Linked DNA regions of Homo sapiens: region 2 is linked to region 1. Evidence: read pairs that join two places in POLR2A ChIA-PET (ENCODE). Cell type or tissue: GM12878. All regions are shown on one strand. Links, peaks and the distances in the headings refer to the core of each region. The heading gives the core; the rest is flanking DNA.

Region 1 (11,634 bases), core at 2,449-7,448:
GGAATCGGTTGTGGGTAAAGCAAGTGGGTAAATGAAGACCCAGGCTTGACAGAGGTGGCTGGAGGAGCCCTCGGTGAGTCACAGTGAGGTCTTATCAGGGAGAAGGGTTGGAGCCACCTTAGCTCCCCTGCAAGGTCAGCAGGGACGTTTTCCACTTCTTAGATATGCTCCTGTCCCAGCGCTCTGGCTATTCAGATCAGACAGGCACCTCTTTTCATCTGTAGGTGTTGGTGTTCCAAATAGAGAGGAATTGTGACTGTTTCTTGTGCAAGCCTGATCCTGGAGGGTGCTCCTCTTGTGGGGATGCAGTCGCCTTGATGTGTTCCAGAATGGCCGTCTATAGTTGCATCCATGTCGAGCTCCTGTGGGAGAAGTCCCAACTGTGCATATGGTGGTGAACAAGGGGGGAAAGACTGCCTCTTCTCCAAGATCCTTCCCATGCACCAAAGCTGTCTGACTGTTGCGATAGAGCTGAAGGCTTTCCCCGCTGAGCCTAGCACTTCAGCTGCGCCTCTGCTCAAGGAAGCTTTCCACCAGCGGAAGGATCTGATGCTCAAGGCCTGCCATCCCGATTCTTTGGTCCCACAGGGTCTTCCCTTGATGGGGCGCACTCCCCCTTTCCCTATGAGTGGGAGTCCCTGTGAGCCACGCTACTGTGAATGTTGTTGCTCCTCTGGGTCTAGCTGCCCAGTGACGTTGCCACCCTCCAGGCTGGTGTTGGGAAATGCCAGTTGTGAATGCCAGTTTCCCAGAAGTGGGTAGCAACACCAGCTCTACTGGGGGTAGCAGGGGAGTGACGTAGACTCTGAAATTCCTTGGTTATTGGTAGCCATAGTATGTTGGCTTTCTTGAATGCTAGTTATAGTAGTAATGAGCTGGTCATGTGGACTCAGGACCTCCTGGTTAGCCGGAGTGATGCAGGCAGTGGTAATAGCTGAGATCATAGAGCCTCCTTCTTCCTGGGTGCAATGTTATTCTACCAGGAGATGCTGTAATGGACTGTGCTGGTTGGCCTCCAGCCAGGAGGTGGTGCTTGCAAATGAACACCGGCTGCGGTAGGTGGGTGTGTGGGGGGGGGGGGGGGGGAGGGGCGTGGTGGTGGGGGCGTGGAGGGAGGAATACTCTGGTTTCACAGGCAATAGTCAGGGCCACAGAGCTCTCAAGAGATTCTGTCCTTTGTGTTAAGCTACCAGGGCAAGTGGCGGGGCAAAGCGAGATGGGGGCTGCGTCGGTCAGGTTTGTGCTCTGATTCTCCGTGTGCAGGGCAAGCAGCAGCTCCTGTGAATGTTGGGGGATGGAGTGGGTCTCAGGCCACTGGGTTGATGTTCTTCTGCCCCCGCTGCGCAGAAGAGTTTGTGCAGAGTGGGGAGTAGCAGGCAGCGGTGAGCCCCCAATTCCCATGCACTCAGTGAGGCAGATCTACTACCACAGCTTCCACTGGCAGCGGCGAGCTGAATTCCAGCCAGTCTGTAATCGGAACTTGCCACAGTTATAAGCTTTCCCCACGGGAGATCGCAATTGTGGTTTTCACGCCACACCCTTCCCTGTCCTGCAAAGCCGGCACCCGAGGTTCCTGCACCCGCGGCTTCCGCACTCACGGCCCCCTGCACTCGCAGCCCACTTTTCACTCTCCCACGCCTGGCCCTGGCCAAGGGAGTTGGTCCCCACCCAAGGTTATGTATATATATCATGAAACCCCTCGGGAGCTTCGTTCAACCTGCGACCGCCGTCTAAACTTTTTGCCTGTCCTCCACGGGGGTCCCCTGTGAGGAACAGTAAGGAACGGCTGCCCTCCTGTGTTGGGATTTGGGAGTGCACGCAAGTGTCTTCTGCCACTGCTCCTATTTTTATATTCCGCCACCCTCCCCGAGTTGGTCCCTTTGCTGGGTGGGGTTAGGGCCTTCCTCCGTGTCCTGTACTTTCAGGGTCCCTGGTGGGGGTGTGTATCCCAGAGGCAAAAACTCTTCCCCTCTCACACTCTGGGACTCACAGTCCTTCACCTGACTCACAGTGTAGACTGCAGCCTCCTGCGTCCTTCAAAGCGTCCCTGGGTTTTCCTGTTCAATGACTGCATCGCCTCTTGAAAAAAGTTCACAAAGTGAATGTCTCTACACTATTTTGTCCTTCCACGTGGGAGAGGCGTGCCAGCAATGCCTCTCATCCGCCATCTTGACAGAAACAGTTAAAAAACCTTATTGCATTTTTCAGTTCTGAAATGTTCATTTGGTTCTCCTTTATATTTTTCTATTTAGTTCCTGAGGTCTTCTACCTTTTCAACAGTGTTTGCCCCGACTTGGAGTATTTTATAACTTCTCTTCATAGTCATCTATGTCTCTTCCCATGTGAACTGAGATTTTCCTGTCTTCTTATGATGAGCAATTTTGGATTGTATCCTAATATTTTGAATGGTATGTTATGAGACAATCTTGTTTATGTCCTGTGGAGAATGCTGGTATTTTTCTGAAGCATTGACCTGGTTGAGTTCAGCCCACGAGTTCGAATGAGTCTTCCGCGGTGGTTTCAATTCTAGTTCTGTTTTCCAGGCCTTTGCAATGCTATTTGGATCTAGCCCATGCATGTGCCACCCAGTTAGGAACCTGGATGGGACCCTATCTCTGAATTCAGCTCTCAGTCTTTAGTAGTTTGGTCCGTGATCTAATCTCTGTTTGTGCAGTTTAGGAATGAGCCCCTGAGCTTATAAACAATATTTTGGGGTTTCCTTCCTGAGCTCCTCTCTCCCTGTGATCTCCTCTGTGCTTTTCAGTTTCCTGGCATTTTCCTTTTTGGTCCTTCAGCCAGAAATTTAGGGCCTAATTTAGCCTACCTTGCTGTACACTTCTTGCATCTGTGCCCTCATTCGGGGTCAAGTGATAAGAGGAAAGAGAGAGGAAAAAAAATCCACGGAGGTGTTCCCCGCGCTCTTGGGACCACACTTCTTCTGATTGGAGAGGAAGATTCCCCTTCTTCAGACTGCACGTGCTTATCGGCCCCCGCTGCTGTTGTCATTTCCAGGAGACCCCTTTATCACTCCCTTATCCCAGAACTGAGGGCTTTCCCTAAAGCTTGATCTGTCCATGCTGACTTGCACCTCTAGGTTTTAGGCTGCCTTGAAGTCAGTCTAGGAGTTCTGCAGGGAAAATCTAGTAAGCTGATTACTAGTTTTCCTTCTGCTTTCACTCCAACCCCCGTGATACTGCTGCTTCACGCATTCTGCCCAGGTCTTCATTGTTACATTCAGTGGCAGAGAGGAACCAGCATATCTGCCTTTAAAAAAATACTACAAATTATAAAGCATGCTTGTTTCAACCTGACACTGTTGCTTTTGGTTTCTTTACATATTACCACGTTCTTGGCATCTCAGATAACTTTTATAGTATTATTTTTCCTTTTCTTTCTGAGCACATTACCAAAAGTTTTTGTGAGGCAGGTCTTTCTTTAGAAGTAAATTTTCTCATTAAAAAATGATTGAAACCATTTTTTTTAGAGTTCTGCTGAGTTCACATTTCTTGGTTGACCAATAATTTTTTTCAATACACCGAAGACCTGATTCTGTTATTTTCTGGCTTCCGTTGTTGTTGGGAGTTTTGTTGTTGTGCTAATTCTGGTTCCTTTGTAGGTGATCTTTCCTTCCTTTTTGCCTGTATTCCAGATTATCTTTTGATCTGCGGTGTTCTGAAGTTTCACTCTGATGTGTCTAGTTATAGATTTATGTTCATTTTTTCTGCTTGGGATGTACCAGTCTGTGGGGTTTGATGTGAAGCCTGCAGAACTGTGTACCAGTTAACTCTCTTTTCTTCATAAATTATCCAGCCTCAAGTATTTCTCTATAGCAATGCAAAAATGGCCTAATCCACCTTCTTTGTGTCTTTTTACAGTTTTTGACTTGAAGTTTATTTTATCTAAGTGTAACTTCTCTTACTCCTTTTTGGTTTCCACTTGCATAGAATATCTTTTTCTATTCCTTTAGTTTCAGCCTATGTGCATCTTTATGAAGTGAGTTTCTTGTAGGCAAAATATAGTTGGATCTTGTTTTTTTTTTAATCCATTCAGCCACTCTGTCTTTAATTTGGAAATTTAGTCAATTTAATGTTATTATTGATAGGTAAGAACTTACTATTGATATTACATAGTTGTTTTCTGGTCATTTTGCAACTCCTCTCTCCCTTACTTTCTTTTTTACTGTCTACCTTTGTGCTTAAGTGATTTTCTCTGGTAGTATGTTTTAATTTCCTTGCTTTTTATTTTTAGTGTAGCTATTATAGGTGTTTGCTTTGTGGCTATTGTAAGGCTTACAGAAAACATCTTATAACACATTATTTTAAACTTAACCAGTTGTCATTTAAGATGAAAATTAACTTTAGTCACAAAGAAAAGGAGAAAAACTGAAGAAAACTTTACACTTTAACTCCATCTCCCTACATTTTGACTTTTCATTGTCTCAACTCACATTTTTTATAATGCCTATCTCTTAATTTTCAAACTAGAGACAGGAGTAGCTTACACATCACTATTGCAGTATTAGAGTATTTGTCTATTTGTCTATGTACTTGCTTTTACCAGTGAGTTTTATACATTTAGATGTTTTCTTGTTACATGTTAGGATCCTTTTCTTTCAGAATGAAGAGCTCCCTCTAGCGTTTCTTATAGGATAGATCCGCTGATGATCAACCTTGTCAGTTTCATTTGTCTGGGAAAGTCTTTATCTCTTTCATGTTTCATGGATAGTTTCTTGGATATAGTATTCATGACTGAAAGTTTTTTTCCTGCCAGTTGTGGTGGCTCATACTTGTAATCCCAGCACTTTGGAAAGCCAAGGCAGGAGGAAAACTTAAGTTCAGGAGTTCAAGACCAGCTTGGGCAACATTGGGAGACCTTGTCTCTATAAAAATTGAAAATTAACCAGGCTTGGTAGCTCATACCCGTAGTCCCAACTACTCGGGAGGCTGAAGTGGGAGGAGCACTTGGGCTTCAGGAAAATAGAGGCTGCAGTGAGCCATGATTGTGCCACTGCACTCCAGTCTGGGTGACAAAGTGAGACTCTGTCTCAAAAAAAAAAAAAAAAAAAAAAGTTTTTTTCTTTGCATTTTGAATATGTTTCCCATTCTGCCTTGGCCTGTATGGCTTCTGATGAAAAGTCTGTTGCCAGACAAATCAGAGCTCCTTTACATGTTATCATGTTATTGTCTTCTTTTCTCTTGTTGCTTTTAGGATCCTTTCTTTGTTCTTTTTTTTTTTTTTTTTTTTTTGAGATGGAGTCTCGATCTCGGCTCACTGCAACCTCCACCTCCTGGGTTGAAGCAGTTCTTCTGCCTCAGCCTCCTGAGTAGCTGAGATTACAGGTATGTGCCATCATGCCCAGCTAACTTTTTTTTTGTATTTTTAGTTAAAGATGGGGTTTCACCATGTTGGTCAGGTTGGTCCTGAACTCCTGACCTCATGATCCACCCACCTTGGCCTCCCAAAGTGCTGGGATTACAGGTGTGAGCCACCGCGCCTGGCCATTTCTTTGTTCTTGACCCTTGAGAGTGCGATTATTATATGCTTTGGGGTGGTCTTATTTGGATCTGAATCTATTTGGTGATATTTGAACTTCCTGTACCTGTATATTTATTTCTTTCTCTAGGTTTAGAAAGTTTTCTGCTATTATTTCTTGGAATAACTTTCTACACCTTGCTATTTCTCAACTCCCTCTCAAATTCCAATGACTCCTACATTTGCTCTTTGGAGGCTTTTCCCTAGATCTAGTAGGTGTTTTTAATTTCTTTTCATTCTTTTTTTCTTTTCTGTGTGCATTCAAACAAACAGTCTGAGCCTTAACATGCAAATTGCTGCTCCAAGATGGCCTACTAGATGCAGCCAGTAGAAACATCTCCCAGTGAGGGACCAAGACATCAGGAAGACTGGTGCACTCCTAGCAGATCTTCAGAGGGAAGGCATTGAGAGTGGACAGAGGGAAGGCACAGAGGCTGGGCTGAAGGGGAGGAAGCTGGGAACCCTGAACAGGGATACTGCACACCAGGACTCATTCTGGCCCCCACTGATTCCTGTGGAAGGGGTGAGTCTAACAGGCAAGGAGCAGCCCACCCTCACCATGGGCCTCCAGAATCCCAACAAGAGGAGAGCTCTCAACCACCAGATATACTTGAGTTGGCAGGAAGAGATGTCTAGAGAAGGGGTAGGGGCAGAAATCCTGCTGGTGCAGAGCCCAGAGAGTTCGGTGCAACAATGTCTGTACTGGAGTACAGCCAGGGAAACCCATGTCCCTAGGCTTGACTTGCTCCCATAGGACACTTTAGCCCTAGGGGCACAGTCAGACCTGAACTCTGAAGGGTGGTGTTGCCCATGAGACAGGACCAGTTTGACCTCAGCATCCCTTGGTCTGCTGGCGTCTCACAGAGCCCCAGCCTGGCTGCACCTGCCTGCAGTGCAGCTCCCAGATACCTCCTTGGGGGCCCACATCATAGCTCCTGTGCTGGTGGACCATGCCTGACCAATATATGGATCCAGCAGAGCAGCCTTCACAGATATGCACCAGGCTACCCTTGCCCTCCCTTAACTATAGCCTCCCCCATGCAGCTTTCTCTGTACACACTCACCTGTGGCCACCCACATTGCTTTGCCACTGCATGTGTTTACAGGCAAACTTTGCCTTTCCTTCCCCACCAGTGCACATGTGTGCACACCCTGCCATGCCACTGCTGCTGGCATGAATACACTCCGTTCTCCTGCCCCTCACCATACCTGTCAGTGTTGGTGGGCATGGAACACACCAGCTCTGCTACCAACAGTGCCCTGGCCCTGTGCCAAAACTGCAACTGGCACAAAGCTAGGCATGGAGAACAGCGAATCCCACCCCTTCCCTGAGCAGCCACCACCACCGATGTGAGCACACACACAACTGCACACACAGTCCTGCTCCCAACACCACCCTGTCTCCATGCTAACACCACCGCCACAAACACATGCATGGTCACTGGCAGAAGACCCTTGTGCCGCCCAAGCCATGCTACCTCTTTTGCTGCTATGAATGCCTGCATGGAGGCTGGTACCCCAGCACCCACTAGCATCCTGCCGCAGCCAAGGAGCATTCACCTTACCATGGTGCCACTGCTGTTGCTGCTGGTAAGTGCAGATGAAAACTAATCCAGTGGCCACCACCCTATGAGTAACTGGAACTCTAGTAGGAACGTAAACAGATATAGACACTTTGGGAAACAGTTTGGCAGTTTCTACAAAAGTTAGGCACACATATACCATGTGAACCAGTCATCCCCAAGCAAATTATTTCCCTTATAGATATTTACCCAACAGAAATAAAATCATATGCCCATACAAAGACTTGTTCACAAATGTCCATAGCAGCTGTATTATAATTTATATATATGTCAATATTTTGACTATCACAAGAGTCAAAAACCGGAAACAACTCAAATGTCCATCAGCAAGTGGCAGATTTTTCTTAAGTTGCAGTATATACATATAGTGGAACACTACTCAACAGAAAAGAATAGTGAACTGTGGACACAGGTCACAACAAAGATAAATCTCAAAATAATTTTGCCGAGTGAAAAAAGCCAAATAAAAAACCCTGCATATTTTATAATTCAACTTATATAAAATTTGAGGAAATGCAAACTAATTTATAGTGACAAAAAGTAGATCAGTGGTTGCCTGGGGTCATAGGTGCAGAATGCAGGGAGGAAGGAACCATAGGAAGGGGTCATAAAAGGGCACAGGGACACTTTCAGAGTTGATGGATATCATGGTAGGTAGAAAATGTCCATGTCCTAATCCCCAGCATTTGTGAATGTTTTCTTACATGGTAAAGAGACTTTGCACATGTGATGAACAATCTTGAGGCCAGGGGCGGTGGCTCACGCCTGTAATCCTAGCACTTTGGGAGGCCCAGGCGGGTGGACTGCCTGAGCTCAGGAGTTCGAGACCAGCCTGGGCAACATAGTGAAACCCCCTCTCTACTAAAATACAAAAAATTAGCCAGGTGTGGTGGCGGGTGCCTGTAATCCCAGCTACTCTGGGGGCTGGGGCAGGAGAATCGCTTGAACCCAGGAGGTGGAGGTTGTAGTGAGTCGAGATCACGCCACTGCACTCCAGCCTGGCGACAAGGTGAGACTCTGTCTCAAAAACAAACAAACAAAAAAAACCAACTCACCAGAAATATGTTGCTAAGGAGCAAATAAAACATGTATCCAAACACTTCCATATGAGTTTAAAATACTTATGATAAATCAAGAAAAGGGCAAACATGTCTTCTAGAGCTGGGATACACTCATCTCCTCCCTTAGACAACAGAACTCCAGGTTTGCCAGCCTGGATTCCAGGACTTACATCAGCAGCTTCACAGGTTCTTAGGACCTTGGCCTCACACCAAGAATTACACAATCAGCTTCCCTAGACCTGAGGCCTTTAGACTTGGATTAAGCCATACTACCAGCATCCCGGAGTCTCCAGTTCACCAATGGCCTGTTGTGGGACTTCTCAGCTTCCATAATCACATGAGCCAATTCCCATAATAACCCCCCTCATATATGTGTATGTGTGTGTATATGTATCTATAAATCTATATTTATATATATATCTGTGTGTGTAATCTATATGTGTGTCTCTCTATCCTATTGGGTCTGTCTCTCTAGAGAACTCTAGTACACAACTATTGCCTGTTTAATAATGACAATTCAGGTAGTAGAAGTACACACACATTTAAGAATAAATTTTTAAAAGATATCAATAAAAATTTGGTGATGAGAGGGAGGAAATATCTACAAGCCAATTTCATCATTGCTCATACTAAGAAATATTTTAAATGAGGAGATTAAGGTCTTTATATCAAATAGAAACTATAAAGATTATTGCTAGATCAAAATTATAAACCTTCTTGAATAGTCTAACTGCAATAAGAAGCCACAGAGTAAAACATTATAATTTATATATATAAAAAATCACATGAAAAACTTAAAAATAGAGCATATCAATAGATGTAAATGATGTAAATGAACATAGCATGTATTACAAGAAAAATATTTTCATATTAGATTACAAAGAAAAACCCAACTGTCTACTATACACAAAAGGTACATTTAAAATAAACTAATTCTGGAAGTTGAAAATAAAAGGATGGGCAAATGTATAACAGACAAAAAAAGTATCACTCATAATCTTAAAATTAGATATTATAGGCCAGGCACCGTGGCTGACACCTGTAATCCCAGCACTTTGGGAGGCCAAAGCAGGCAGATCACGAGGTCAAGAGATCGAGACCATCCTGGTCAACATGGTGAAAACCCGTCTCTACTAAAAATACAAAAATTAGCTGGGTGTGGTCGTGTGCGCCTGTAGTCCCAGCTACTTGGGAGGCTGAGGCAGGAGAATTGCTTGCTTGAACCCGGGAGGCGGAGGTTGCAGTGAGCCGAGATCATGCCATTGCACTCCAGCCTGGTGACAGAGCAAGACTCCATCTCAAAAAAAAAAAAAAATTAGACATTATAGAATTCAGAGCAGAAAGCAAGGCTACGTGTTTTTTTTTTTTTTTTTTTTTGAGATGGAATCTCGCTCTGTCGCCCAGGCTGGAGTATAGTGGCGTGATCTCAGCTCACTGCAACCTCCGCCTCTCGGGTTTGAAGCAATTCTCCTGCCTCAGCCTCCCGAGTAACTGGGACTACAGGCACGTGCCACCATGCCAAGCTAATTTTTGTATTTTTAGTAGAGACGGGGTTTCACCGTGTTGGCCAGGATGGTCTCGATCTCTTAACCTCGTGATCTGCCCGCCTCGGCCTCCCATAGTGCTGGGATCACAGGCATGAGCCACCACGCCCAGCCTTTTGAAGGCTAGAGGGAATAATTCACAATAAAAATATAACAATAATCCATATCAATATAAAATAACAATAGCAATTTTTATGGTAGAGAAAATAAAAGAGATTTACAAACAAACACTGACTTTGATTATGCCAACTGTTTCCTGCCAGGGATTCTGATTGCTATGTGTGTGTCCCATAAAAATATCACACATGTCATCTTTTATGTTCTCTCTTATTTTGCTACCTAAATGTTCTTAAGTATGGTGACCACATGTTAAATATGCAGAGCCACAAGATGAAGGGAGCCTGAGTCCCTAACTTAGTGAAGGAGGACTACGCACCAATTAGGAACCATTGTTTTAAATTTATCAGGAGTGAAACAAAAGAACAACTATTGTCTTTGAACCATTATTTATTTGGGCTGATTTGTTACAGCAGCTGTTACCTTAACAATGTACCTTCTAATCAATTAATGAGAAACCCAGTCATTCTCCTATGGGCCCTTCCCAAAAGCCTAGAGACAGAGTTTCCAGCCTATTTGTTTAAATATTAAGGGTAGCTTGTGAGTGAAAATCAGGATGACTTTGGGAACCAGGGACTCCCTGGAATGGGTACCTGCATGGCAGAGAACCATTAAGGAAAGTGGACAACCAGGAGACTATGATGTCATAGAAAGTAAGAGATAAAAGTATTTAAGCAAAGTGAAAGTGGCTGTGTCAAATGCCACCAAGAATCCACATAGACTGCTGTTGACTGTGATAACTATGATCTATATCTGACCAGCAGACTTCCTACCCGTTCTGGTAAAGTATCCAAATAATAAGGTGGTATGGGGAAAATAGGCATCCCAGTGACCCAGAGTTAGTCAAGGATAGCCTCTTTGGCCACATATAAGAGACACAGATGTAGATCTCCTGGAGATGTGATGAGAGGCCTTGGAGATTTCTGTAAGATTTGTATAATACAGGACCCTTTTGCTAGGTTTGGAAATTTCTCTAGTATTCAAATATCTTAAAACTTCATGCAGTATGGAATCAGGCAATTCTCTGGAGCAGTAACCAAAGCCAGAGATACAAGCAACGAATTGAGCCATACGGGCATCAGACTTACCCAGAATGGGATCAATTCCTCCAGATACCATAAAAGTTGATGTGATATTAAACTGACAAATAGAATCATCAAATATAATCCTTTCCGTATATTTACTGACATTTGGATGTCCCCATGAGAAATGTATGTTTAAGTCTTGAGTATATTTTTTTCTTTTTTGAGATGGAGTCTCGCTCTGTCACCAGGCCGGAGTGCAGTGGCGCGATCTCGGCTCACTGCAACCTCTGCTTCCTGGGTTCAAGCGATTTTCCTGCCTCAGCCTCCCGAGCAGCTGGGATTATAGGCACACATCACCATGCCCAGCTAATTATTATTATTTTTTTTTTGGTAGGGACGGGGTTTTACCATGTTGGCCAGGATGATCTCGATCTCCTGACCTCATGATCTGCCTGCCTCGGCCTCCCAAAGTGCTGGGATTACAGGCATGAGCCACTGTGCCAGGCCTTTTGTCCATTTTTTATTGAACTGCCTATTTCTTCTTACTGATTTGTAGAAAGTCTTTATTCTAGTCTGGCAGGTATTTTCTTTCAACACTTCCAAGATTATTCATTGTCTCTGGCAGCTAATGTTTCATTTGAGAAAATGCTACCTGTATTATTGATGCCCATGTGAAAGTAATGAGATTTTTCTCCACATTGAAGATTTCTCTTTAATCTGTGGCTGATGTTGTCTTTGAAGGATTCTCGACCATCCCTGTATCTCTCTCTCT
Region 2 (11,634 bases), core at 4,050-9,049, 76 kb before region 1:
GCAGGAGAATTGCTTGAACCCGGGAGGCGGAGGTTGCGGTGAGCTGAGATTGTGCCACTGTACTCCAGCCTGGGCAACAAGAGTGAGACTTTGTCTCAAAAAAAAAAAAAAAATTTTACAAGTTTTCTAAAGCAAATTTTCTAAGAAAAGAGAGGGTGGAGAAGTCTCTTCCCTTACTTTCAACATGGAGAACTAAGCCTTTAATTTTTTTTTTTTTTGAGATAGAGTCTTGCTCTGTTGCCTAGACGGGAGTGCAATGGCGCTACCTTGGCTCACTGCAATCTCCACATCCTAGGTTCAAGCGATTCTCCTGTCTCAGTCTCCTGAGTAGCTGGGATTACAGGCACGCACCACCATGCCTGGCTAATTTTTGTATTTTTGGTAGAGATGGGGTTTTACCATGTTGGCCAGGCTGGTCTCGAACTCCTGACCTCAGGTGATTCCCGCCCCCCTTGGCCTCCCAAAGTTCTGAGATTACAGGCGTGAGCCACCGCGCCTGGCCAGTGTTTTGTTATAGTAGCCCAAACTGACTAGCAGCCTTTTGTTTTGTTTTGTTTTTAGACAGGGTCTCACTCTGTCACCCAGACTGGAGTGCAAAGGCGCCATCACGGCTCACTGCAGCCTTGATCTCCCAGGTTCAGGTGATTGATTATACTGCCTCAGCCTCCCCAGTAGCTGGGACTACAGGCCCGTGCCAACATGCCCGACTAATTTTTGTATTTTTTGTAGAGATGGGGTTTTGCCATGTTGCCCAAGCTGGTCTCAAACTCTTGGGCTCAAGTGATCCGCTGGCCTTGGCCTCCCTCCCAAAGTGCTGGGATTACAGGGGTGAGCCACTGCACCTGGCCATTTTATTTTTAAATTTTGATTTGTCCCTAACAACTACCATTTTGTTCTTATGTATGCCACAGGAAGGATCAGGGGCTTGATTTTGTCAGCACCCTTTGCAGTAGGAAAGGCCACGTGGGCACACGTGTATGCCAAATGTAAATCTTCTTTCAAACTCCCGATTCCCTGCTGTCTGTGCCAGTAGCCAAGCCAACTCCCACATTCCCATTACCTCTCTTTGCAGAACAATTTACCTTCTGTGTGTGTTTTTTTTTTTTGAGATAGAATCATGATCTTGGCTCACTGCAATCTCTACCTCCCAGGTTCAAGTGATTCTCCTGCCTCAGCCTCCTGAGTAGCTGGGATTACAGGCACCCGCCACCATGCCTGGCTAATTTTTATACTTTTAGTAGAGATGGGGTTTTGTCTTGTTGGGCAGGCTGGTCTCGAACTCCTGACCTCAGGTAATCTGCCCTCCTCGGCCTCCCAAAGTACTGGGATTACAGGCGTGAGCCACCGTGCCCGTCCCAGGCTCCACTTCTAATTCTAGTTCTCTTTCAATTTCTACTACATCTGCAGTTAGTTCCTCCAAGAAGTCTTGAACCCCTTGTAGTCATCCATAAGGGTTGGAATCAACTTCTTCCAAACTCCTGTTATGTTGATATTTTGGCTTCCTCCATTGAATCATGAATTTTCTTTTTTCTTTTTCTTTTTTCTGAGACTGAGTCTTGCTCTTGTTGCCCAGGCTGGAGTACAGTGGCACAATCTCTGCTCACCGCAACCTCCACCTCCTGGGTTCAAGCGATTCTCCTGCCTCAGCCTCCCGAGTAGTTGGGATTACAGGTGCCCGCCACCACGCCTGGCTAATTTTTGTATTTTTAGTAGAGATGGGTTTCAGGCCAGGTGCGGTGGCTCACACCTGTAATCCCAGCACTTTGGGAGGCTGACGCAGGTGGATCATGTGAGATCAGGAGTTCAAGACCAGCCAGGCCAACGTGGTGAAACCCTGTCTCTACTAAAAAATACAAAAATTAGCTGGGTGTGGTGGTGGGTGCCTGTAATCCCAGCTACTTGGGAGGCTGAGGCAGGAGAATTGCTTTAACCTGGGAGTGGAAGTTGCAGTGAGCCGAGATCATGCCACTACACTCCAGACTGGGCCACTCAGTGAGACTCTGTCTCAGGAAAAAAAAAGACGGGGTTTCACCATGTTGGCCAAGCTGGTCTCGAACTCCTGACCTCAGGTGATCCGCCTGCCTCAGCCTCCCAAAGTGCTAGGATTACAGGCATGAGCCACAGTGCCTGGCCTCAATCATGAATTTTCTTAATGGCATCTAAATGGTGACTCCTTTCTAGAAGGTTTTCAGTTCATTTTGCCCAGATCTATCTATGGCAGCTATATAGCCTTATGAAATGTATTTGTTTCTTTGTTACTTTATTATTATTATTATTTTAAATTTTAGAGCCAGAGTCTCTGTTGCCCAGGCTAGAGTACAGTGGTGTGATCATAGCTCACTGCAACCCTGAGCTCCTTGGTTCGAGTGGGCCTCCTGGCTCAGCCTTGTGAGTAGCTAGGACTGCAGGTGCACACCACTGCATTGGCTAATTTTTAAATTTTTTGTAGAGAGATGAGGTTGCACTATGTTATTATGTTATTCAGCTTGTTTTGAATACCTGGGCTCAAGTGATCCTCCTGCCTTGACCTCCTAAAGCACTGGGATTACAGGAATGAGCCACCATGTCTGGGCCCCTGTTTATTTTTATTTATTTATTTATTTATTTAGACAGAGTCTTGCTCTGTTGCTCAGGCTGGAGTGCAATGGTGTGATCTCGGCTCACTGCAACCTCCTCCTCCTGGGGTCAAGTGATTCTCCTGCCTCAGCCTCCCCAGTAGCTGGGATTACAGGCACCTGCCATCACGCCCAGCTAAGTTTTGTATTTTTAGTAGAGACGGGGTTTCACCATGATGGCCAGGCTGGTCTCTAACTCCTGACCTCAGGTGATACACCTGCCTCGGCCCTGTTTTTTAAAATAATTACAGTGACAGGTCAAAATTACTCCTGATCCTTGGGCTGCAGAATGAATGATGTGTTAGCAGTCACGAAAACAGCATTAATCTCCCTGTACATCTCCATCAGAGCTCTTGGGTGACCAGGTGCATTCTCCATGAACAGTCATTTTTGAAAGGAATGTTTTTGTGAGCAGTAGGTATGAACAGTGGGTTTAAAATATTTAGTAAATCATGATGTAAGCAGATGTGTCATCCAGGCTTTGTTGTTCCATGTAAAGACACAGGCAGAGTAGATTTAGCCAAGTTCTCAAGGGCCCTAGGCTTTTCAGAATGATAAATGGGCACTGGCTTCAGCTTAAAGTCACCAGCTGCATTAGCTTCTCATGAGAGTCAGCTTGCCCTCTGAAGTTTTTTTTTGTGTTGTTTTTGAGACAGAGTCTCGCTTTGTCACCCAGGCTGGAGTGCAGTGGCACGATTTTGGCTGACTGCAACCTCCGCCTCCCAGGTTCAAGTGATTCTCCTGCCTCAGCCCCCCGAGCAGCTGGGACTACAGGCATGTGCCACCATGCCTGGCTAATTTTTGTATTTTTAGTAGAGATGGGGTTTCACCATGTTGGCCAGGCTGATCTCGAACTCTTGACCTTGTGATCCACCTGCCTCAGCCTCCCAAAGTGCTGGGATTACAGGTGTGAGCCACTGCGTCCAGCCTTCCTTTGAAGTTTTGAAGGCAGGTATTGACTTCTCCTCTCCAGCTATGAAAGTCCTAGATGGTATCTTCCTCCAATATAAGACTTTAAACTACAATGAAAATCCGTTGTTTAGTGTTGCCACCTTCTTCAGTGATCTTAGCTGGATCTTCTGGATAACTTGCTGCAGCTTCTCCATCAGCACTTGCTGCTTCACCTTGCACTCTTATGTTATGGAGATGGCTACTTTCCTTAAACCTCATGAGCCAACTCTGCTAGCTTCCTGCAGCTTCCTTATCTCTCTCACCCTTAACAGATTTGAAGAAAGTTCGAGCCTTGTTCTGGATTAGGCTTGGTTTAAGGGAATGTTGTGGATGGTTTAATCTTCTATCCGGACCACTAAAACTTTCTCCATATCAGTAATAAGGCTATCTCACTTTCTTTTTTTTTTTTTGAGATGGAGTCTTGCTCTGTCACCAGGCTGGAGTGCAGTGGTGCCATCTTGGCTCTCGGCAACCTTCACCTCCTGGGTTCAAGCGATTCTCCTGCCTCAGCCTCCCAAGTAGGTGGACTACAGGCGAGCGCCACTACGCCCAGCTAATTTTTGTATTTTTAGTAGATACCATGTTTCACCATATTGGCCAGGGTGGTCTCGATCTCTTCACCTCGTGATCCGCCCACCTTGGCCTCCCAAAGTGCTGGGATTACAGGCATGAGCCACTGCGCCTGGCCAGTGAAGGCTTTTGTGATGAGTTAAAACATGGTGGAAAAGGTCAAAGGGGAAATGAGCACCTGCGAAGAGGATCCAAACCCAAGGGGCACCCTGGCTTTATAACAACACACACTCATGGGAATGAATTCATTTCCCCGAGAATCAATCCAGGCTCATGAGAGTGAGAACTCACTACTGTGAGAAGCACACCAAGCCACTCATGAGGGGTCCAGCCCCATGACCCAAACACCTCTCACTAGGCCCTACCTCCCAATACTGCTACACTGGGGATTACATTTCCTCTTTTTTTTTTTTTTTTTTTTTTGAGATAGGGTCTCACTCTGTTGCCCAGGCTGGAGTGCAGTGGTGCAGTCTCAGGTCGCTGCAGCCTAGACTTCCCTGGGCTCAAGCGATCCTCCCACCTCAGCCTCTCTAGTAGCTGGGACTACAGGTGTGTGCCACCATGCCTGGCTAATTTTTTTTTTTTGTAGAGACAGGGTCTCACCATGTTGCCGAGGCTGGTCTCTAATGCCTTGACTCAAGCAACCTGCCCACCTTGGCCTCCCAAAGTACTGGGATTACAGGCATGAGCCACCGCTACCAGTTGGGGATTAAATTTCAACATGACATTTGATGGGGACAAACAAAAAAAAACCATATCCAAACCATAGCATTGACTATAGTTAATAATAATGTATGGTATACTGGAAATGTGCTGAAGTGTTCTCAGCACAATGGAAAAAAGGTAACTATGTGAGGTGATGAATATATGAATTAGCTTGATTGTGGCAATCATTTCAAATTGTAGGCATATAGTAAACATCACGTCATACACCCTAAAATAGCCAACTTTTATTTGTCAGTCATACCTCAGTAAAGTTGGGAAAAAGGCTTTGGCTGATTATAAACAGTTCTGGTGAAACACATCATTCAGTATTGCTACGTCCTAGGCAAGGGCTGCTAATGTGCTCTTATGAGGGAATGCTGGGTGAAAGAGTATGTGTGTGTGGGCACACAGAGTGTGTTTGTGATATTACAGAGAATAGAGTCAGTGGAGAGATGGAGGCAGAGTGCATTTTGGAGTGTAGCATGCCTTTTGAGAAATAGGGCTGTGAAGGTAACAAACAGAAGGCCAGAGCTGGAGATGGGTAGTCAGTAGAGCTAGTGAGAGGGACAGGTTAAGATGCTGGAGGCCTTGGGTGTAAGTGATGAGGGGAAGATCCCGAGGGAGGAGATAAAATCTGGAGAATGCGTGGAGGAACTGGCCTTACATCTGCATTTTCCCATCCAAGTACTAACCAGGCCTGGCCCTGCTTAGCTTCTGAGATCCGATGAGATTGGATGTGTTCAGGGTGCTATAGCCGTAGACAGATCGTGCATTCTCAGAGTGGGCAACCACATCTTAGATATTGCAATGATTCGTGGCCCTCGAAAGGGTCAGAGTACACAAACATATATTAAGGGGTTAAAATTTCACAAGGTAGCAGGAGCGGGGAGCAATTAGGAAAAAATGCCTTAGGGCCAGGCATGGTGGCTCACACCTGTAATTCTCAGCACTTTGGGAGGCTGAGGCGGGCGGATCACCTGAGGTTGGGTGTTTGAGACCAGCCTGGCCAACATGGAGAAACCCCCGTCTCTACTAAAAATACAAAATTAGTCGGGCGTGGTGGTGCATGCCTGTAATCCCAGCTACTTGGGAGGCTGAGGCAGGAGAATCACTTGAACCTGGGAGGCGGAGGTTGCAGTGAGCTGAGATTGTGCCATTGCACTCCAGCCCAGGTAACAAGAGTGAAACTCTTTCGCAAAAAAAAAAAAAAAAAAAAAAGTCATAAAGGCTCCATAAGGGGGCAATGATGGAAAAAAGTAGAGGAACATGGCCTGAAGTAAGAGAGACAATTCTTCCTTCGTAATAGGAAACAAAGCAAAACAAATGGAATTGGCAGCAAATCAACTTGAAAATGACGTGTGGGGAAATATCCCATTTGATGAATTGCATTTTCTTTGTGAAGTGCTTGGCAAGGATCTGGCTTCTGAGGGTCAAGGAAGTTGTAGGGGCATTTCAGAGATAGAAGGAGAGTGGAGAAAGTTTGAATAGACTCTGAGGGCATAAGAGAGAGAGCTGAATGAGGGGCTGGGATAGGAATGCTTGGCATGGCTGAGACACTAGGTGAAAATTGGTGATCATGAATTTACCGCCTGAACGCATGCACCTGAACGTCTTCCATTCACTTATTCTGGAGCTGGCTCTACTCGACATTTCCTTTTTTTAATTTTTTTTTTTTTGAGACAGGGTCTCACTGTGTCACCCACACTGGAGTGCAGTGGTGCGATCTCGGCTCACCGCAACCTCCGCCTCCCAGGCTCAAGCGGTTCTTCTGCCTCAGCCTTCTGAGTAGCTGGGAGTACAGGCATGCAAAACCATGCCCAGCTAATTTTTGTATTTTTAGTAGAGACGGGATTTCACCATGTTGGCCAGGCTGGTCTTGAACTCCTCACCTCAAGTGATCCACCTGCCTCAGCCTCCCAAAGTGCTGGGATTACAGGCGTGAGCCACCACACCCGGCCTCTAACATTTCCGTAAAGAGATTGGGAGGCCCATCCTGGCACCCCCCTTCAAGCCCCCACTGCTAGACTAGTCTTCAGGGACACAACACCCAACCCTCGGACTCTCCTTTCAGGACCCAGCTGGAAGACCAGCCAGAGTATTTTGTATTTTTCATTCTATCTGGAAGAAGCTCAGCTAAAAGAACAGTTGAGCTGTAGGGTCCAACAGTGGGCATGAGGGGCAGCAAAACTTCACCCCTTCTCTGGGATCCCCGGCAACACCCCGTCACTATTCCATGCTCTGTTTATTTTTCTCTTTGCTCTAAGGTTTACCTTGTAATCCTTCATTGTTCAAATCGCTGTCACTGATTGATAGAGAATTTTCATGTCTTGCCTGCTGCTGATGGTGTCTTTGTTCCACCCTGAGCTGATCCCTATTTGGCAGCTATCATTAACACAGAGCTGGTCCATGTCACAGACTTTTCCTGAAGGTTTAGAAGGGCAGGGACCAGGGTGAAACTAGCGAGGCACTTTCCTTGAGTGCCACATTTAAGGGGGCACCAAAAACTCAGTGCTCAAAATAAATAACGATTTAATGCAATATTTAAAACACCAAAATGAATGGAAGAAATCCATAATGAACAAACTATTAGAATTTTAAATAAGAACAGGATCAACTGTAAAGCTTGATATTAGCCATCTATCATCTTCCTAACATACTTTTCTTTCTTTCTTTCTTTTTTTTTCAGAGACAGCATCTCGTATGTTGCCCAGGCTGGCCTTGAAAGCCTGGCCTCAAGCCATCTTCCTGCCTCAGCCTCCCAAGTAGCTGGGATCACAGGGTTGTGGCATCACAGCTGGCTATATTCTTAACATTATTTTGTAACCATTCCAACCCCCAGAAATTTCTCTCTGGCTGACTTGATCCACAGCGCCTCCATCGCCATCCCTGAGTGCCTTGTTGTGGAAAATCTTACTTTATCTTGGTTCTGTTTGGTATAATCGGGGAAAGTCTGTATTCTTTCATTATGTAAAACAACTTATCTCTCATTGTTTCATCTCCTTTCTGAGCTCTGCTCTGCCAGCTCTCTTTCCAAAACCAAAATGGCTCTTCAAGTTATTTTGTAAATAATAATGGGCCATCTACTTCTTAACATAAATGAATGATTTTCCAAGGTCAAGTTCTCTGGTTTCACTGACTTCTCCACCAGTGTCTGTAAACTGAAAAATGCAGATTGACTCTCTTAAGATTCATACATTGCCTTCCTACCCTCAAGAACAATTGGCTACAGTCAGGGCTGTGTGTGTGTGTGTGTGTGTGTGTGTGTATGATTTTGATGGAAGCAAGAAAAGTAATGTGTTCAATTTAATCCCACAAAACCCTAAGTAGTAGATATTATTTATCTCTTTAACAAATGAAGGGATACACTTCATTTATTCCTTCTTTAGTTTCTTCATTAATGGCCTTGAAATCCTAGGCTCACCTGATCCTCCCACCTGAGCCTCACGAGTTGCTGGCACTACAGGCCCTCACCACCATGCCAGGCTAATTATTTTTTTATTTTTATTTTTTGTAGAGACAAAGTCACCCTATGTTGCTCAGGCTGGTCTTGAACTCCTGGCCTCAAGTGATCCCCCTATCTTGGCCTCCCACAGTGTTGGGATTATAGGTGTGAGCCGATGTGCCTGGGCATATATGTTTATTGTGCACCTAGCGTACACACACATGCACGTGGCATTAGTCTTTGTTCCAGTCATTTTCTGAGAAGGAGTGTTTAAGAGGTACATTTTTTGACATCTTGCATATTTGAAACTGTCTCTATTCAACTTAAACTTGATGGTAATTTGCCTAAGACTAGAATCCTGGATGGGAAATAAACTTCTCTCAAAGTTTTGAAGGTATGTTTGTTAGTAAAGGTATAGGCTAAGCTCTGTAACAAACCTCCCCCAAATACAGTGACTTAAACATCTGATTAATAGTTTCTATACTGGCCGGGCCTGGTGGCTCACACCTGTAATCCCAGCACTTTGGGAGGCCAAGGCGGGTGGATCACGAGGTCAGGAGTTCAAGATCAGCCTGGCCAAGATGGTGAAACCCCGTCTCTACTAAAAACTACAAAAATTAGCCAGGCGCGGTGGTGGGCCCCCGTAATCCCAGCTACTTGGGAGGCTGAGGCAGGAGAATCGCTTGAACCCGGGAGGTGGAGGTTGCAGTGAGCTGAGATGGTGCCACTGCACTCCTGCCTGGGCTACAGAAAGAGACTCCATTAAAAAAAAAAAGACTTCCTATATTGTCATTGTCTCTAATAATCTCCACCTCTCTCTCTCTCTCTCTTTTTTTTTTTTACCACTTTCTTGGAAATTTCCACCTCTTCTATTGAATTAAAACTTTTTTTTGCTATTGAACATTTTCTGTCTTGTTCTGTGATTGTTGCTTTCAGAAAACATCCTGCTTTTGTTTCAAAGATGCTAATCTTCTCTAGTATTTCTGAACATAGTAAATATAGTTTAAAAAATCTGTTTCTTCATTATTCCTATTTTCTCTGAGTCCCTCTTTTTAAATATCTGTTGATCCTTGATTTTTTTTTTTTTTTGAGACTGGCTCTGTTGCCAGGCTAGAGTGCAGGGGCGCGATCTCGGCTCACTGCAACCTCCATCTCCTGAGTTCAAGCAGTTCTCCTGCCTCAGCTGGGATTACAGGCATGTGCTACCACGCCCAGCTAATTTTGTATTTTTAGTAGAGACGGGGTTTCACCATGGTGGCCAGGCTGGTCTCGAACTCCTGACCTCAAATGATCCACCCGCCTCAGCCTCCCAAAGTGCTGGGATTACCGGCGTGAGCCACCGCTCCCGGCCCCTGATCCTTGACTTTATTTAAGAGTGAGGCAATAAAAAAAGATAATCCGGACTGTTGGTGGGGTTTTTCAATGTAATGAGCAGAGATCTGGTCAATTGATAATTGACACGGTTCCTCCCACAGTCAGTATTTGTAGGTCTTTTCTATTGGGATGCTTGGTTTCTTCGGAGACCAACCTTCTAATTTCCCTTTTGGGGTGTAGATGCCCAACCATCAGCATTATTGGCAGTATTTGAAGAGGACTGGGGAGTCACCATTCAGTGTGTTGCTTTTGTTACATTTTCTTTTGTTCCACAGGGCACATTTACCTGATGTCCGAAGTCCAGCGTCCCCCTCTGCTCTAGCAGACGATAAACTTCTAGTCTTCTGCTGGAGAGGAGGGAGAATTGCCTGACTTAGTGGATGATAAAGGAATATGGGGGCCATTTGCTTTTTATATGGACTTTCTTTTGTTTGTTTGTTTTTTTGAGACGAAGTCTTGCTCTTGTCCCCCAGGCTGTAGTGCAGTGGTGCGATCTCTGCTAACTGCAACCTCTGCCTCCTGGGTTCAAGCAATTTTCCTTCCGCAGCCTCCCGAGTAGCCGGGATTACAGGTGCTCGCCACCACGCCCAGCTAATTTTTGGTATTTTAAGTACAGACAGAGTTTCACCATGTTGGCCAGGCTGGTCTCAAACTCCTGACCTCAGGCAATCCACCCGCCTTGACCTCCCAAAGTGCTGGGATTACAGGCGTGAGCCACCGCGCCTGGCCTTTATGTAGACTTTCAATCAATTCTACTGTGTTCAGCCTCATGTGTACCCCTACCTTCAGTAGTTATTGGTACAGTAGCCCCCTTTTTCTAGTGGGGAGACCTTCTAACTTCCAAGATCCCCAGTGGATGCCTGAAGCCATAGACATACCAAATCTATAGATACAGTCAGCCCTCCTTATCCATGGGGGCAGAACCCATAGATCCCAACCCACCGTGTATCGAAAATATTAGAAAAAATTTGCATCTGCACTGACCAGAATTCAAAATTTTTGAATTTTTCCTGTCATTATTTCCCAAATAATATAGTATTACAACTTTCCATATAGCATTTACATCATATTCGGTATTATAAGTAATCTAGAGATGGTTTAAAGTGTATGGGATGATGTGTATAAGTTAAATGCAAATACTGCACCATTTTATACAGCATTTGAGGATTCAGCATCTGAGGATTTTGGTACAAGAGAGGGGGGACTTGTCTTAGACTGTAGGAGGTCCTGAAACAGTCTCCGCCTGGATACTGAGGGATACAGTACTAGATTTTTTCCTATATCGTACATACATCTCTATGACAAGGTTTAATATATCAATTAGGCCTAGTAAGAGATTAAGAACATTAGGAATAAACAAATATAAATGCAAATTAAAAATAAAGAAAAAACTATAAAAATAATTAGCTGGGCATGGTGGCGGGCACCTGTAGTCCCAGCTACCTGGGAGGCTGAGGCTGGAGAATCGCTTGAACCCTGGAGGTGGAGGTTGCAGTGAGCGAGATCATGCCATTGCACTCCAGCCTGGGTGACAGAGCGAGACTCCATCTCAAAAAAAAAAAAAAAAAAAAAAAAAAGAAGCAAAAAAGAAAACTGAAAAAAGAGGGGAGCAACAACAACTAATATAAAATAGAATAAAATAGAATATAATAGAACAATTGTGACAATCTAACTATAATAAAAGTTGGGTGAATGTGGCCTTTCTCAAAATATCTGATTGTGCTGTGCTCACCTATTTTTGGGCTGTGGCTGACTGCAGGAAACAGAAACCAGGGAAAGCAAAACCACAGATGAGGGGAAACGGCTGTACTCCCCTTCCTGAGTCTTTCTAAGGGTTTGTGCTTATTGCTTTTCCTACATACTGCAAGCATTTGACTTTTAACTTTCCCTGGTCTGCTGAATTGATTACCCCTTGTTTATCTGCTTTCAGCTTCCAAAATATAGATGCCATTTCTTTCTTTCTTTCTTTTTTTTTTT

Evidence for each region. Peaks named below come from ENCODE experiments on the same cell type or tissue, not always from the same donor. Only the 100,000 strongest peaks of a DNase experiment are listed, where the experiment ranks them.
Region 2: POLR2A ChIA-PET joins it to region 1 with 6 read pairs; 6 of 35 experiments call an interaction of 5 or more read pairs at or near these places.

The regions. Positions count from the first base shown.
Region 1 is chr17:6,904,185-6,915,818 of GRCh38, reverse strand. No RefSeq gene overlaps it. Among named protein-coding and RNA genes, the nearest start is that of TEKT1, 78 kb to the right of the region's middle. RefSeq lists an enhancer at 955-1,524. In GM12878, for the core only: a CTCF peak has its summit at 4,638; a DNase peak (open chromatin) is centred at 4,666.
Region 2 is chr17:6,981,434-6,993,067 of GRCh38, reverse strand. It overlaps ALOX12-AS1 (ALOX12 antisense RNA 1), which reads left to right. Exons shown (of 3, transcript NR_040089.1): 3 at 7,528-7,945. Among named protein-coding and RNA genes, the nearest start is that of ALOX12, 8.8 kb to the left of the region's middle. In GM12878, for the core only: no CTCF peak of the experiment used is centred there; no DNase peak of the experiment used is centred there.